Regions from separate parts of the Mus musculus genome. Here region 2 is linked to region 1. A link is a loop called in an ENCODE intact Hi-C map of the cell type or tissue named here. Cell type or tissue: left cerebral cortex. All regions are shown on one strand. Each heading gives the region's core, and the rest is flanking DNA. Links, peaks and the distances in the headings are about the cores only.

The links. Hi-C counts contacts between places; a loop is a spot of excess contacts. Peaks named below come from ENCODE experiments on the same cell type or tissue, not always from the same donor. Only the 100,000 strongest peaks of a DNase experiment are listed, where the experiment ranks them.
Region 2: a loop joins it to region 1, with 3 times the contacts of the local background. A loop is called at or near these places in 2 of 42 quality-filtered maps.

The regions. Positions count from the first base shown.
Region 1 is chr6:64,570,544-64,578,886 of GRCm38, reverse strand. The region is part of intron 14 of Grid2 (glutamate receptor, ionotropic, delta 2); the gene reads right to left. Among named protein-coding and RNA genes, the nearest start is that of Gm35851, 150 kb to the left of the region's middle. In left cerebral cortex, for the core only: no CTCF peak of the experiment used is centred there; no DNase peak of the experiment used is centred there.
Region 2 is chr6:62,572,853-62,581,195 of GRCm38, reverse strand. No RefSeq gene overlaps it. Among named protein-coding and RNA genes, the nearest start is that of Gm22212, 620 kb to the left of the region's middle. In left cerebral cortex, for the core only: a CTCF peak has its summit at 4,797; DNase peaks (open chromatin) are centred at 4,787 and 7,396.

The sequences.
Region 1 (8,343 bases), core at 239-8,238:
TTGACATAATGTCCTTTTATTTAATGTCAGTTTTTGCCCCTCATGATGGTGACAATGTACAACCTTTACAGAGCAGCTCAGTCTTTTACTTTGAGTTTATTGATTTGGAGGGCAGGAAGAAAAAGGCTAAACTAGTAAGTTGAACTCCTGTGTTTTCATAGTTGGCTCAGAGATGGATGGAAATTTTCTTTTTATATTTCTGATTTAGGGGAACAATTGGATGACATTTATTATGCAAAGTTATTAATCATTTATTTATCCCCAAGTCATTTATGAACTGCTTTAGTAACCTGGGACTTTGGTATAACTTATTTTTTTTTCCTCAGTAATTAAAAATCTTGATTCCCTTACACAAAAGAAGCAGAATGCTTTGTTTCCACAATAATGGGGGAGAGCTTTCCTCAGACTCTATAACAAAGTCGTACAGAAGTCTATTCTTTCCCACAGTTTGGAGACTAGAAGTTCAAGACCAGGGGCTGGTAGGCTTTGTTTCTGCTGAGGTCCTTCTTGTCTATGCTAGTTTCCTTGTCATATATGGACAAAATTGTATTGGGATGAGACAACCCCAGTTCATTTTAATTTACTTATCTACTGAGAAATCCTACAAAAAAAACTACAACTATAAGCATGCACAATTTTACAAAGCTGTCAAAAACATCTATTTGAAAGCCAGGCATGGTGGTGCACACCTTTAATCCCAGTACTTGGGAGGCAGAGGCAGGTAGATTTCTGAGTTCGAGGCCAGCCTGGTCTACAGAGTGAGTTCCAGGACAGCCAGGGCTACACAGAGAACCCTGTCTCAAACGCCCCTCCCCCAAAAAAATCTATTGAAGAAATAGCCAACCATGTTGGCAAAACTGTACATAAAAGGCAGCAGAAACTAGATTCCCATGTCTCTCCCTACATCAAAGCCATTTCAAAACAGATCAAAATCCTTAATGTGAAACCTACAACTCTGAGACTCTTAGAAGAAAGCACTCCAAGATATAGGCATATGAGTGGACTCATTGAAAAAGACTCCAATATTTTATGAAATAATAGCAAGAAGTGACAAATGATATTGCACAAAATTAAAACGCTACCCAGCAAAGAAAACAGCCAAGTAGAGAATGGGAGACATTGTTAATATGAAGAACATATAAAAGTAAATCAAACAATCCAATCAATGAAGTTGCAAAAGAAAATTGAGAGGATACTTTTCAAAAGATGGAGTAAAAATGGTCGATAAATACATGAGAATATTCAACATCCTTAGCCATCGGGGAAAGGCAAACCAAAACTCCATTTAAATTCCATTTCACCTGTCAGAATGGTCACAAGCAAAAAGAAAGCAAATGCCATCCAGAAATTCGGAGAAGAGGACTCCACATTGCCGATGAAGAAGACAAATAGTGAAGGCTCCAAGTATGGAGATAAAATATCTCAAGACACTGAAATCAGAACTGCCAAGTTGATGGACATAGAAAGCACCTCCTCCCTCCCCCACCAATGCAGAGCTTTGTGCTGTAAGGGGCTTCTGCCTTGTGCCCGTGGGAAGCTTTCTCCCAGGGAGGGGAAGTCAAATTCAGCAGGTGAGGGGCACAGAGGATAAACAAAAACCTTCCTTTACAATAAGGCCCTAGATTTGACAACCAGAGTTCTCAGTGCAAACAGGGCAGAAAAGCCAGAGATAAGAGTCATAAGAAGACTCTCACAGCAACCAGGACAGGTGGTAACTTTTGACAGCTCTTTCCTGATTGGCTAGACAATCAGGGTCCAGCTGGTCCTTAATAAATTGGCCTGCTTTATGATAGAGGAAGACATGGAGGCTTCAGGACCAGATCTCAACCCATGATCTAGAATCAGTTTGTTGGAGACACGAGAATGTGCCCCTTTGTCTGAGGCTTCTACTCAGCAGGGTTTCTCAGGAAATGAGCTTGCTTCTTCCACATAACTGACACTTCTCTCTTCTCAGAGAACTCCCTTGAGCCTCCAAAACTCAACTAGTTTCAGAGAACTCACTCCTATCTTACCTGCAAGACTCCATTCTCAGCTGGTCAGCAGAGGGAATTTCATCTGGCATTTGCTACCAGCCTCCCATACCTGCTGCTTTAGAGACCTGTGGCTCTGGGCTCTGGGACTATGATCAACTACTCTGTAAGGGACTACTCTTAGCTGGCACACTGAACCCCTTGAGAAATTTGGTATTGCTGTTGGGTAGTTCAAACTTGTTTCATTAAAACCCTACAGGACAGTCTGTTTGTAGGTTCTTAATCCCGAATTGGTAATGAGGTGCTTCCCATTTGTATATTTTGCTATTGACCAACTCCATTCTTGGAAGGAGGGTGGGCAAGAACATGGTTGAAGATAGACTCCACCCACCAAATAGATCAATATGATCCAGCTGTAGCACTTCAGAGAATATACCCAAAGGAATCCAGGTTGTCACAGGGACACTCACTCATCTGTGTTTTCTGTGGCACTGTTCTCTGTGGCCTAGCTAGGAAGTGAGTTTATGTGCCAACCAACAGGTGAACAGCTAAAGAAAATCTAAAGAAAATGTCGTTTGTATGCACAGTGGAGGCAGGGAGGGAGGGAGGCAGGGAGGGAGGGAGGGAGAGAGAGAGAGAGGGAGAGAGAGAGAGACAGAGAGACAGAGAGAGAGAGACAGAGAGAGAGACAGAGAGAGACAGAGAGAGAGACAGAGACACAGAGACACAGAGAGAGACACAGAGAGAGAGACACACAGAGAGAGAGAGAGAGCGAGAGAGAGAGCGAGAGAGAGAGAGAGAGACAGACCCACAGGCTGGTCTTTGAAACTAAGTAGGCAAGGATAACCTTGAATTTCTGATCATGCTGCCTAAACTTTCCCAGTACTAGGATCATAGGTATCTATTATGTGGTTCTGAGGTCCAGCCCAGGGATTTCCTTGTCTGGCAAACATTCCCAACCAACTGGGCTATACCTCAAGTGCCATAATGAAGTTATAATTTAGTCATAAATAATGGCATTATTTCATTTGTATGAAAATGGGTAGAATAGAAATAGTCATAGTAAAAGAAATACTCCATAAATAGAAATATAAATACTATATTTTTCTCTCATATGGAATTTTGGACATGGACACACACACACACACACACACACACACACACATACACATTCACTCACACTAATCAGGGACAATAGAAGGCAGACTAACTAGAAAGAAGAAAGGTGATAGAGAGGGGGAGTTAGCATTTGTGTATGGTGGGGGATCCAGAGAGGGTAATGAGGAGTGAAGTTGGTATATGGCATACTTGAACAGGAATATTATGAATTCTGGAGTCATATTCTGAAGTTCTTGGATTTGATACTTTAACAAATTTACTTTTATGTAGTACACTTTAGCTTGAAGTCCTTGAGAGAACATAGAAGTTAGATAATCTGAGTGTACAAATGTGGGCACTGATTGTAGCTTTGCTGTGTGGCCAGTCACATATTTAGCCTTGATTTTCTTCCATGAATAATGGAAAGAGTAGTGCTATATGATGTTAGATATGACCCTTCAATATAAGAACAGACTTTTTAAAGAAAAGCTTTGTGTGAAGAAAGTACCTTTCTTTAGACATTTCCAACCTAAGTGGAATGGCTATAATGTCAATATGTATGGAGATATACAGATCTCTCTCTCTCTCTCTCATCTATTATCTACCTTTACATTATCTATCTATCAACCTATTGATCTATCTATACCTTAGAAAACTTGGAAAGAAATAAATATCTATCTATACCCAGGCACTATTTTCTACTAATCTTAATTTTAGACTCGTTACTTAGTATACCAACGTGATTATCTTTAAATAAGGATGAATTAATTTATACTTCAAGCTTATTTTAAATTATTTAGTCAGATAACATATATAAAAAGTCTCTTGGATAGACAAGAAGATAGACATTCCAATTAATCCTAGTAAGCAGTAGATAGTGACGAGACTGCATCAGGAGAGGTAGAGAGAATGGAGATGGGACACACATGGGTGAGAAGGGAATTACTAAGTTCCCTTCCATTAGGTTGTGGGATCAATGCTGTGGCTTGACAGGAAAACTCTGCTGTTTGTCTATTTAGCCTAGCTTCCACTTTCAGAGACAGCAATTTCACAATCAGACCTCTGAGACCTTCTCCTTCCCCTTTTCCACTATGTACTCCAATGAAATAAGATTTATGGTCAGGACAGTCAAGGAGCACAGCCCAGAAGGGCCTGGCCTAGCTCTCAAGGTCAGGGAAATCTCTCTGAGCAAACTGCCCTGGAACACAAGGTTGTGTCAGAGTCAGCAGGTGCATTTGATAGGAAGAGACTAAAGGTTCAAGAGAGAAATTAGTGGAAACGAAGAAGGGAAGTCAACAGGGCCAGGGCTGTTTTCTGAAGGATGCCTGTTCTTGTACCCACCAGCACTTGACAGTGTCTACCTCATGCTTCTCTGTGCATGACCCAAAGTGTGAGTGGAACATTTATTTTCTTCCTAGAGTCCATTTTCCAAGTGAAACCATTTCCTCATTTTCCCCATTTATCATATCATAAAGAATCATTAGTTAAATTTCTTAAACTGAGGAGGGATATGCCATCTCAGATTTGGCAAGAGCTACTCATTTTTTTTTCAGCAACTCATTCATAACAAAGTCTTCCCAAGTGTGTGAGAGTCCTTCCTTCACTCATCCAGGGGCTCCTCATAGGCCCATCTGTGCATATGCTAGTGAAATCTGGCTCCCTCAAGACATTATCTCATCTCTTAATACCTGACTGGGTGACTTGCTGTTCCCACAGCCACGTTCATGCTGACAAAGGGTCATCATGACTCTCGCTACATTAGCTGAGACAGAGTCTGCTCACCCATGGCGCTCCCTCTAATAAGAGTAACATCCCATCCACAGACTCTACTCTGTCCCTTGGCTGCAAATTCCCACTTGACCACTACACACCTTCATCACTAATCTCTGTGTACTGATTTCAATGTCTTGAGGAGTTTTCTTTACCATGATCTGAAAAGTATTTAATGATAACAGTTAATATGCAACTGTATCAGATTTTGATAACCTTAAAATAATCTTATGTGGCCTAGTTGGCCATCACTGGGAAGAGAGGGCCCTTGGTATTGCAAACTTTATATGCCCCAGTACAGGGGAATGCCAGGGCCAAGAAGTGGGAGTGGGTGGGTATAGGAAACTTTCGGGATAGCATTTGAAATGTATATAAAGAAAATATCTAATAAAAATAATCTTATGTATTGTTATAGGCTCAAATACTAGAGGCTGCCCATAAATTATTCTTCTGCCAAGTAAAATAAAATGATCTCCCCAATATAAAAATTTATAAGCACAAAAGCAAATATCTTGGCATAGTCCATAAAGAGATTTGGAACAAAACTTCTTTATGAATAATGAAAACCATGGGGGCTCTGGCTGCCAAGTCCTTCCGATTACAGAAAGGGCAGGACATAAGCCGCTTAGCTAAAGAAAAATCAAGATTTCTGGCTAAGATTGCTCTTTACCATTTCAGAACATCTTAAGGCAGCTATCAACATTTGGGTAGTGATAAAAAATAAAGAAAATTTCTAATTTCAAGACGAGACGACACCAGGGGCACCGTGATTCATTCATTTGCCTGGCCTCAGGATAGTACATGAACCTGCCTCTCTTGTCTGAAGCTCACTTCCAGCTACAGAGTAAAGTTACACCGTGTCTCAAGCCCCAGGTGCCAAATGAAAATCACTGTCGTACTTTAAGAATATGGAGTATCTGAGTGTAAATGGAGGTCAGTGCTGGGCTAGAAGGCAGGTCAAAGTCTGTATGAGTTTGTGTTGGATAATTCCAGTGCCAAATCGAAGCCAAAGAACAGCACAGAACTAGTAAGAATAGTAACTAGAGAAAAGGTTTTGTTTGTGTTTTTCTTCAGAGTCATATTAAGAAGAAATTGATATTATTAAGCAGGATCAAAATGAATGCTTTCACTAGCAATGGAAAAATATGTTGAATCATTGAACCATATTTTCTTGTTTTTAATATGATTTTTTCCTTCAGAAACATATATTGATGTCTATTTTAAAACTAAAACTGACTTTAACATATCACTGCATTGTGTTATAACAGTCCTACAATTTATACTGTTCATAAGAAGGGATTATATCTGCCACTTATGTGTGAACAGAGGTCATATTCAGCAGGTGGTCTCAGACTGTGATGTCTGAATCCAATTTGTATAATCCACTGAAATTCCAAGGGCATCAGGTGAAGGCCCAATATTGATGGTGTAGCAGAAGATAGGGGCCTCAAACCAGACCAATGACTCATTGCAAGGAATATTTGCAAGTAGAGATATGTAGACAAAAGAATATTCTATGTGATACACTCTAACACACTACAGCTTCTACATCAAGATTTTAAAAAAAAATCTATTTAATCTATTTTGGGAGTAGGTTGTAAGGGCAGAGGGTGGATATGAAGGAATGTGGAGATGAATGGGATTTATATACATAGTATGAGTGTCACAGAAAATTTGAATAAAATGTTAAAAAAATCCCAAGGGCATCATAAGGTCACAGGCCCTTTTTCTCATTATGCAGAGGTTAGCAAGGCACACTATCATCTCACACAATCGTGTCCAGAGCCTCTGCACAGTTGGTACTGGATCTGGGGCTCCATCTGCTTCTCAAAGCTAACAATGTGTCACATTTGCATCTTAGCACACAGTTAAGAACGTTACATTTTTACAAACAAGAATTTACTTAATATTGTTGGCACTTAGGTACTTAATAAACAGCATGCACCGAGGGTTAATTGATGAGTCCAATGCAGCAGGTCTTCAGGAACTGTCTGCACATCATTGCTAGGGCAGAGCCAGCAGCCTGCCCACCTTCCCAGCCTTAGCAGTGGTCAGCACTGATGGGCTGCTTTGTGAAGCAGGGACACTTTATTTTGAAATATGGCTACACTACTCTGGTGGACTCACGATATTGCTCTCCTCAAATTACTCTTGAGTTTCAAAATACTGTCCTGTCTAAGGCTATTAAGTGCTAATAAACATCACCGTTACTCAGTCGAAGGGAGCTATCGTGCAGTGATGCGTGAAAAAATGTTTGCAACCTCTGCTCGCAAGGTGCTGTGGAGTAGAAAGTCTCCGTCCTTCTTGTTGCCTGTACAGTAAATGCCCTTTTTACTCTGCAATTTAACCTTGAAAAACAACATATATTCCACAAACAAAAATAAAATATTTAAAAGCATTTGGAGAAAGAGGCCTTTTCCTCTCTAAAACTTCTCTGCTCCTGTGAGAATGTGATCAAAGAGCTTAAGGGGAGACTGACCTGCCGCCAGATCCCAAGCCTCGGGGAAAAGTACTTAACCTCTGTGAGCCATAGCTTCTTATCTACAGGCCTGGGACGGCAGCGGAGCTTACTCTCAGGGATGGCCATGAAAAGAACATTCTTACCCGGTAAATATGGAGAGGAGCAGCTTGTACACAGTAGGTGCTCAATAAACGATAAGACCCAGACATTTTCTCTTAATGTGTACATGAAAAAAAGACATTATCAGAATATAGAAGCTAGTATCCAACAAAACCCACTGTACTGCTATGGCTTTTCAGATTATGGGTTCCTCACAAGAAAATCTTTAGAAAATGTCATATAATTTGGTTAATAAATCAAAGTTTTGTGCAAATTACCCAGGACTTAAATATTCTCTCTGTCTCTCTCCATGTATGTATCTGTCTTTGTCTGTCTGTCTCTGTCTCTTTCTCACCCTTTATCTCTCCTCCCATTGTCTATTATATGTAAGGGAAACACACACACACACACACATACACACACACACACACACACGTTGTGCTTGTTATTTATGAAATGGTTTAAAGACTTGAAAATTTAGCCAAAGTTTCTTTGATTTTTTTTAATATTACTCATACTACTCATACCTAGGACTCTGCTTTGCTTTACATATTGGGTTCATTTGTCTTCTTTGATATGGTAAACATATTCATACATTTATATAAACCTCCCCCTTTTCCTCCATGCATCTAACCACCTCACATAATTTTTGACAAGCTTTGTGGAAGATTTTTCAAAAAGCTGTGGTTGTGTAATGAACAACTTAATGTACACTTGAAAAGCAAAGCGTGTATTCTTCCAAGGTTGCTGAGGTCTTATGTGTACTCTCTGCTCTAAAGTCTTTGGGTGTAAACAGAGTGGTCAGTACAGAATCTACCTGTGACTTATACCATTTAGAGAGTTCAGAAATTCATCCTTTTATCCCCACAGTCAACTAACTATGATCATGACCTCTGCTTCCAGTCCATAATGGAAGAATTAACTGTTTACGTTAAAATAGGGTTT
Region 2 (8,343 bases), core at 261-8,260, 2.0 Mb after region 1:
GCAAACAAGCAAAATGGGGATAGAGATAGAGAATTATAGTTTTAAGGTAGGGAAAGGGATGCATGGATGGGCAAAACAAAAGAAACTTATTACTAAAGATTAAGGATCTAAGAAAACACCTTATGGAAGCCCAGTAGTTAGTAAACTAATTTCAATGCTTTGCTTATTTTTTAAGGGAATTCAAATGGATATACCCTGCATTATTGAACAGAAATGCCTCCAGAAGACTAGAATGCTAAAGAAAATCAGTGCCAGATATGAAATGCAGGTAATTAGAACAGAACTTGCTAGGACCAAAAAATAAAAAAAAATTAAAATAAATAAAATAAATTAATAAAAAATACATTTTTTCTAAAATTGTTTCATAATGCCCCAAATGTGGGGAATTGTAAGATATCATATTAAGTCTAGATAAAGTGGCAATAATTTTCTTTTTTTTTCCATTTTTTTTTAGGTATTGTGGCAATAATTTTCAATCACTAAAAATTCTGAAAAGTATTCTTGTCAGCAAGAGACAGAATTGATTTGATTAAATCTGTTTATTCACTTAAGCTATAGTAAGAGGAAAGAATTTCTTCTGGGGGTACCATATTATTCCTCATAGAAATTCTAGTTCTTCTAGTTAACACATGAATAGCAAGGAAAGAATATGTCATTTTCTGCCTGTGTCTAAATTTACAAAATTAGCCACTAGAGTTAACATTAAGTGATGGGCATCCGTGATTTAATTGTGATCTTTCCTGCCACTTGTTAACTGCTAAAAAGGAGGCAAGAAGCAAAAATCAGTAGGATTGGAGGAGATTTTTTTAAATAGGTTGATTAAATGTCCCTTTTTATTGGTATGTTTTAGAGCATTTCTTTAAATTTGTAAATCCTAGCCTCTTATTCAAAGAGAGTTCTGTATGAAGTGATATTTTTCTGTAAAACAATAGCTGCTCAGAAAGAAAAAAAAATAATCATGAAATTTGATCTGAAAATAATCCATATAAACTTCCAGTCCAAAATTTTTTTCTTTGCACTTGATAGATTTAACTCAGCTAGAATAGACTTCTCCAGGTATTACCTTTGTTCCTCTTTTCATCAGGGCTATGAGATATATAAATTGATTAAATGCGCACTTTGTTTTTAAGAAAAACACAGTATCCAATTTTATGAGTTTGATGTAAATGATTGGCCTCTTCATGGGTAAAATTTTGAGGGAATAGAACTTTTGGTAACTCTAGGGGTAAGCAAGTTTCACTGAAAAAAATCCAATTAATATCACTTTACCTGTGTTACATGGTGCCTCAAAGGTAAGTGATATACACAATGTACTAGAGCCTAATCAATAGCAAAGGGATCTTTTGATGTTACCAAAACTCACAGGCATTATAAAACTTGCCAGTGACTGGTGAGTGGGCCAGAGCAGGAGGTATGGGGCATGGGGGAGGGTGGAGAGAATAGAAACCCTCCAGTAGTGGACAAAAGCACAGTACTTTGATGTTTAAAAGAAAAGCTATCCCACCAGGAAGCATTAGTGCTTATGTTAAAAAAAGAATAATAAGAGGAAACATAAACAGATGAAATAATAGTGATCCACCTGATCCTGGAAATACGAAAACAAAGCGAATTTGGAAACAGCAGGTGAAAGGAACTTTTAAAAGGACAGAAATCAATGAATTCAAAACAAAATTCAAATAAGAAGAGTCAATGAACCTAAGGGCCCATTTTAATTGGCAAATCATCAAAAAAAAAAAAAGGCATCAAAAAATCCAACATTTTTTAAGGTAAACCTTAAAAAGTTGAACTCCACTGAAGAGGGAAACTCAAAGGGAATGGTTGAGTTTCTAGGCAAATATCAACCACCAAAGTTAAATAAAGAGAGATCAACAACTTAAGGAGACCTGCAACATTATTAAAACAGTAATACAAGTCTCCGAAATAAAGTGGCACAGATGGATTCACAGCAGAATTACTACTAAGCTTTTAACCAACCACATTCAATATTTCTCATATTATATTAAAAAGTAGAAATAAGAGAAGTTCTAAACTCCTATGAAACCAGAATTACTCTAATTCTAAAGTCAGGTAGCTATAAAAGAAACCAAAAAATTGCAAATCAATATCCATGATGAGAATAGGTGGGTGCAAAATTTTTCAAGGAAAAAAACATGCTGAATGTAGACATCCATCTAAGTTATATATCATGATCATATGGAGTTTGGGTATACTTCAACAGATGTAATCCCATAAGTCTACAAAATCATATAAATGGATTTAACAGCGAAAGTCACATAATCATCATAATAGATGCTGAAAAGACCTTTGACAGCAGTCCAACATGACATCATGACAAAATTTCTATAGAAAATATGAGGAGAGAAAATATGTTAACATAATAAAGGTTATACATTACAAGCCTCCCACTAACATCTTCCTAAATGAACAGAAACTTGAATACCATTAAAATCAGATTAGTAATATGACAGGAATATCACTATGAACATGCTTTTCTTAATATAACACTAGAAGACCTAGTTAGAGCAGTAAGACAAGAAAAAGCAACTAAATGGATACAAATAGAAAAAAAAGTCAAATTATCCCTATTTGCAGATGTTTTAATATTGTACAAAAGATTCCACCAAAACCTAGAAATGTTCAAAACTTTCAACCTATGGTAGGATGCAACATTAAATTTTAGAAAAGATTGGTCCTTTTACACATCAATCATAAACATGCTTACAAAAATCATAGAAACACTTCATTCAGTGGGTTTACACTTCATTCAGCTGGAGTATGCTCCCTAGTTGGTGATCCAGTGTCTGAGAGATCTTGGGGTCCAGGTTAATTGAAACTGCTGGTCCTCTTACAGAGTCACCCTCTACCCTTCTCCTCAACTTTTCCAGCTTTTCCTTAATTCAACAACAGGAGCCAGCAGTTCAAATATCTGACTGTTTCAGCTGCTTGTTCAGTCTTTCAGAGGGCAGTCATGATATGTCCCTTTTTGTGAGCACTCCATAGCCTTAGTAATAGTGTCAGGCCTTGGTGTCTCCCATTGAGCTGGATTCCACTTTGGGCCTGTTGCTGGACCTTCTTTTCCTCAGGCTTTTCTCCATTTCCATTCCTGCAGTTCTTTCAGACAGGAAAAATTATGGATCAGAATTTTGTCTGTGGTATAGCAACCCTATCCCTCACTAGATGCCCTGTCTTTCTTCTGGAAGTGGACTGTACAAGTTCCCTCTCCACATTGTAGGGCCATCTAGATTCCCTCCCTTTGAGTCCTGGAAAAAAATCTCCATTAACCCTCACATCGGATAGAAGGCTAGTATCCAAAATATATAAAGAACTCAAGAAGCTAACCACCAAAAAATCCCAAACAACCCAATCAAAAAACAGTGTATAGAATTAAACCGAGAATTCACAACTGAGGAATCTTGAATGGCTGAGAAGCACCCAAGGAAATGTCCAAATTTCTTAATGATCAGAGATATCCAAATAAAAACAACACTGAGATTCTACCTTACAATAATAAGAATAGCTAAGATCAAAACCTCAGGTAACAACACATGTTGGCAAGAATGTGGAAAAAGAGTAACACTTCTCCACTGCTGGTGGGATTGCAAACTGATACAACTACTCTGGAAATCAATCTTGAGGTTCCTCAGAAAAATGGAAATAGATCTACCTGAAGACCCAGCAATACCACTCTTGGGAATATACCCAAAAGATTCCCCACCATGCCACAGGGGAACATGTTCTACTCTATGTTCATAGCAGCCTTATTTGTGGTAACCAGAACCTGGAAACCACCCAGATGTCCCACAAAAGAAGAATGAAAACAGAAAATGTGTTTCATTTACACAATGGAATACTACTTAGCTATTAAGAACAAGGACATCCTGAGTTTTTCAGGCAAATGGATGGAACTAGAAAATATCATACTGAGTGAGGTAACTCAGACCCAAATGGAAATACATGGTATGTACTTAGTAATAAGTGGATACTAGAAAAAAATACAGAATGTCCAAGATACAGTCCACAGAACACAAAAAGGTCTACAAGCTGAAGGGACCAAGTGAGGATACCTCAGCCCCACTTGGGAGGGAGAAGAAACTAATCACAAGTGCGGAGGAAGGGACCTGGGAGGAAAAGGGGTTGGGGGGTCAGAGAGAGGGGAACATGATCTGGTATTGAGTGGGGGGGGGAGGCTGAAGCCCCAAGGACCACCAGAAAGAATGGAAACATTTAATCTCGGGACCTGTTGGGGGACCCTCCAGAATGTACCTTTATCTTTCTTGCCTTGGATTTATTGTTTGCAGGCAAGGAACTTTGCATTCCTGCAAAGGAATAGCCTGTTTCTTACAATGCTTCACTTTCTTGGGTTCTTTTTCCATTTATTTCTTACTGAAGGATCCATACGGTAAAGAGCTAAATGATACTGTGCTGAATACTCTCTCTTATCCCTTATTTCCATTACCACAGGATTTCCTTCACAAAGCATGGGAAATTAGATAAGATTTGGGAGAAAGAATGAAAAGTGTGGTTTGGTTTGGTTTGGTTCTAGTCTATATTGTATTCTGTCAGTTTTTTTTTTTTTTTTTTTCCTTCCCTAACTGGTTAATAGCACCACCAACAGCTGCCAAATGTTTTAAATAAATATTAAATATTTATAAGGAGTTGATTTTTAGGGGTCTTAAGTTTCTAAGAACATGGAAAGTCACAGATCTCTCTGTTCACCGTCCACCAACGTTCAGGTTGGACAAAATTCCACCAGTCACTTCTTGGTCAATCCCTCGATATACTCCCAGAGCAATATCGCCACCTATGGGTACCAGACACACCATCACAGTCGTTCTATTTATTTCATGATCTCCCTTCCCACAATACCATAGACCTCAGAGCTGAGAGCCAGAGTTAAATAAAACCCAGACTCCATCATTTGGTGCTCACAATCAAAGTTTGTGATAATCCATATGAGCTTTCATTTGTTACTTTAAGACCATGGAATTGCTTCTATTTCTTTGGATTGGTATTTTGGAGCAACTTAACTGAGGAAATTTTCTCTTGCTATATCCATGTTAATATTACTTGTGTGTTTTGTTGTTGTTGTTGTTGTTGTAAACAACACTTAATCTACAACATTTGTAGAGCTCAAAGGGATGCATGGTGTGAAAGGGAATGTGTTTGTTTTATTGTGTAGTTGAGCTCACCATAGGCAGAAAATAGTCATGTGACTTTCTCACACCATTTTTTCTGTTAACCTCATCAAAATAGAAGCAACTGTGTGACTTGGTTAACAAGTGATCCCATCACTATGCCCATAGCCACATGTACTGGTCATTATCTTGGTTAGTAGCATCTTCAAAATAGCTGCAACCTTCATGTAAGATTTGGATGAGGTTTGTTGCCATGTGATAAGGTCAATTGTAGCCTCCCCTCCCCAGCCTGAAACCTGCTTGCTCAGGGGTGGAGCTTGCCGCTCAATCGTTTTGCCACGCCCACCGCTGGAGCCTGCTGCTTTGCTGTTTCGGAGCCATCACGTGTTCACCTGCAACCTTACTGCAATTTCTCATAACAGGCTAAGGATGGAGTATAAGACCTCAATGACAATTCTGTTTTATTTTGAAGGCATGCTTTTGAATGAAAACTTTTACTGGCTTCTAAAGGGACTTGCAGTTTTGCCAGTCATGTGTCTCCAACACTACACAAACTACACTGGGAACTGACATTTTGAGATGGATAGACCTAGGAAGCTCAGAAGAATTTGCCGCAAGAGAGGCCATTTTGTGAAAGCACAGATCTTAACTGGGAGCCAAAGGATAGGGTGACAGGTGCTAGACAAGCTGCTGCCCATAGCATCTGCAACATCTGAGGTGGGATGGGTCTACAGGGTAGGGTGGGGACCAGGCAGAGATGTGTACTCTCCTCTTTCTAGTAGCATCTATATGCTCATTTTTCAATATCTGTGGCAGAATTGATCCACACTCATCCACTTCTATTTCTGTCTCATCATGCTCTGGGAACCCCTGCTTTTGTTTTGGTTTCTATTTGTGGAAGTCTAGAGAAGCTAAAAATGCCATGGCTTTCTAAGTCCTTTTATATTGTTTATGTTGTTGTTGTGTGATGCTTTGTTTTCTCTGTTTATTTTTCTGTATATGATAGGAATTTAAATTTCCACTTGGGCTGCCTCAATCCAGAAAGCCTACAAGGTAACCCTGTTTGAACAAGAAGAAATCCATGTTGCATTTATCATGTTTGCTTCCTATCTAGATTACAAAAATATACTACAGAGTGATAATAAATTTGAGGAAACTGCTCAAGGGGAATGATGAAATTCAATACTGTAAATCAATTTTAGACTAGAGAGGTTCAAAATTCTCCTGATTCATATCATTAAAATCCTTAAAATTTGGCTAATTTCACTGATAATGTAAAGCTGAATATTTATTCCAGAAATCTTCTTGTTGTGGGCTAGGCACAGGGAAAATGAGATAAATCAGGCTAGATGCAGGAAATTTTGTTTAGCTTACAATATAATAGTTTTCTAGAGCCAAACTCGTTGAAACAAATATTCTAATAGACTCCCCCTCACAGTTGGTAATGAAGCCCAGGGCTCTGTGAGTAAGATCACCTAGTGTGTCACAGAACTATTCTTTCTCATGGTCTATTTCAAGGGAAGGAGGAAGAATTGAAAGACAAGCGCTAGAGGATGATCTGAAGAAGCCAAAGGAAAGGAAGAGAGAAAGGAAGGAAGGAAGGGAGGGAGGGAGGGAGGGAGGGAGGGAGGGAGAGAGAGAGAGAGAGAGAGAGAGAGAGAGAGAGAGAGAGAGAGAGAGAGAGAGAGAGAGAATATCAGAGTACTGTATTATCCTACAGCTTGATCTATTTATAGAAGGGATGGTTCTTGTTGGGTTTTTCTGATTGTCTACTTCCATTTGTAGGCAAATGCAAGCTAGCTGTAAGTACAGGTTCCCAAGCATTTGATCACATGAAGTCTCTCCAGGGAAGATATTTACAGGTTAAATACTGGTAAAGACAGATATTTCTGTTTATTTAATCTTCCATGGTAATGGAAGCTGACTGCATCTCACCTTATAAAGTTTAAAATTATCAGGGGTTACACTTAAAAATCAAGTGTTTGCAACCCTAAAGCCCTGACAGGGAAGAGATACTTTCTGTTTCTTGTAAATTGCCAGAAGATGACAAGCACAGCTGCACAAGTATGCAGGTAATGAAGACAAGAGCTTTTGGTCCAGTCTCCTCGTTCTTTTTTCTGTCTTTTGATCCTTGCAGGAAAAGACAAAACAAAGCCAATCTGTTAAGTTGGTACCTTCAGTGGTATAGAGTAGCAAATATGTTTTGTGTACACACTACCCTGGCAAACCTCCATGTGCTTTTTGAGCTGACTCATAAGCTACTCCTACTTCAGGCCAGAGCATGTTTGTCTCAATGTGTCCTCAAAAGCACTCTTTCTGAATGAGGTTATCCCCCGACTTTGTGCCAGGGAAAAGAAGGACAAAACCATTGAGGACAACACATATAAGGGCATTGCACATTTATTATACGTGATGCTCATCCCTGGAAATGACAGAGAGGATCGTCTGACTAAAAGGAGTTTTAGGAACTCATCCAACAGTAACTTCTGTATCACAGTTATAAGAGAATTTGCTAAGTTTATTTCTGCTTTGTCACACACACATGAATTTAAAGATGTTTTGTTATGGAAGACCTATTTACTGTGTTGCTTTGCACATTCATTTAAAAGTACATGTGTGGCTATCACAGTAAATTCTTTGGATTGGATAATCTAAAATAATGGACTTTTGTTTTTTAGTAACCCTTGCTTAAAACTTACAAATCCCCAGAGTTTAGCAACATGTACCTAGGTAGTATTAATTTATTAGCCTTTCTTTATCTGTGTATATTGTTCATATTGAGCTTTCTTTAAATAAGATGGTGTCGTACAGGACTATCATTGAAGCTAGACAATCGCCATCATCATGATATCAGATGTGTCTGTTTACAAAGTCCACCACCTGGACTTACTCACTCCTGACAGTCACTCATAGAAAGAATGCTTTACACAGTCACTGGACCCTCCTTTGAGTATCCAAACACTCTCCTCAATGACTTATGTGCAGTTTTGCCCTAATCACATATGGTATTGTGATCTTGGGGAGGATCCAAAGCATATGTTTGCAAAAAGAGTAGAGGAGTAGAGACTCTATCAATGCAGCTATGGGGAAGCCATTCATTCTGAATGAGGACTTTCCAGGGAGGCTGCCTTTGAATCACATGTGGTCCTTTCAGTAAGACCCTGCTTATATTCTATAAGTATGCCAGATAAAATCCCAGGTTTCACAA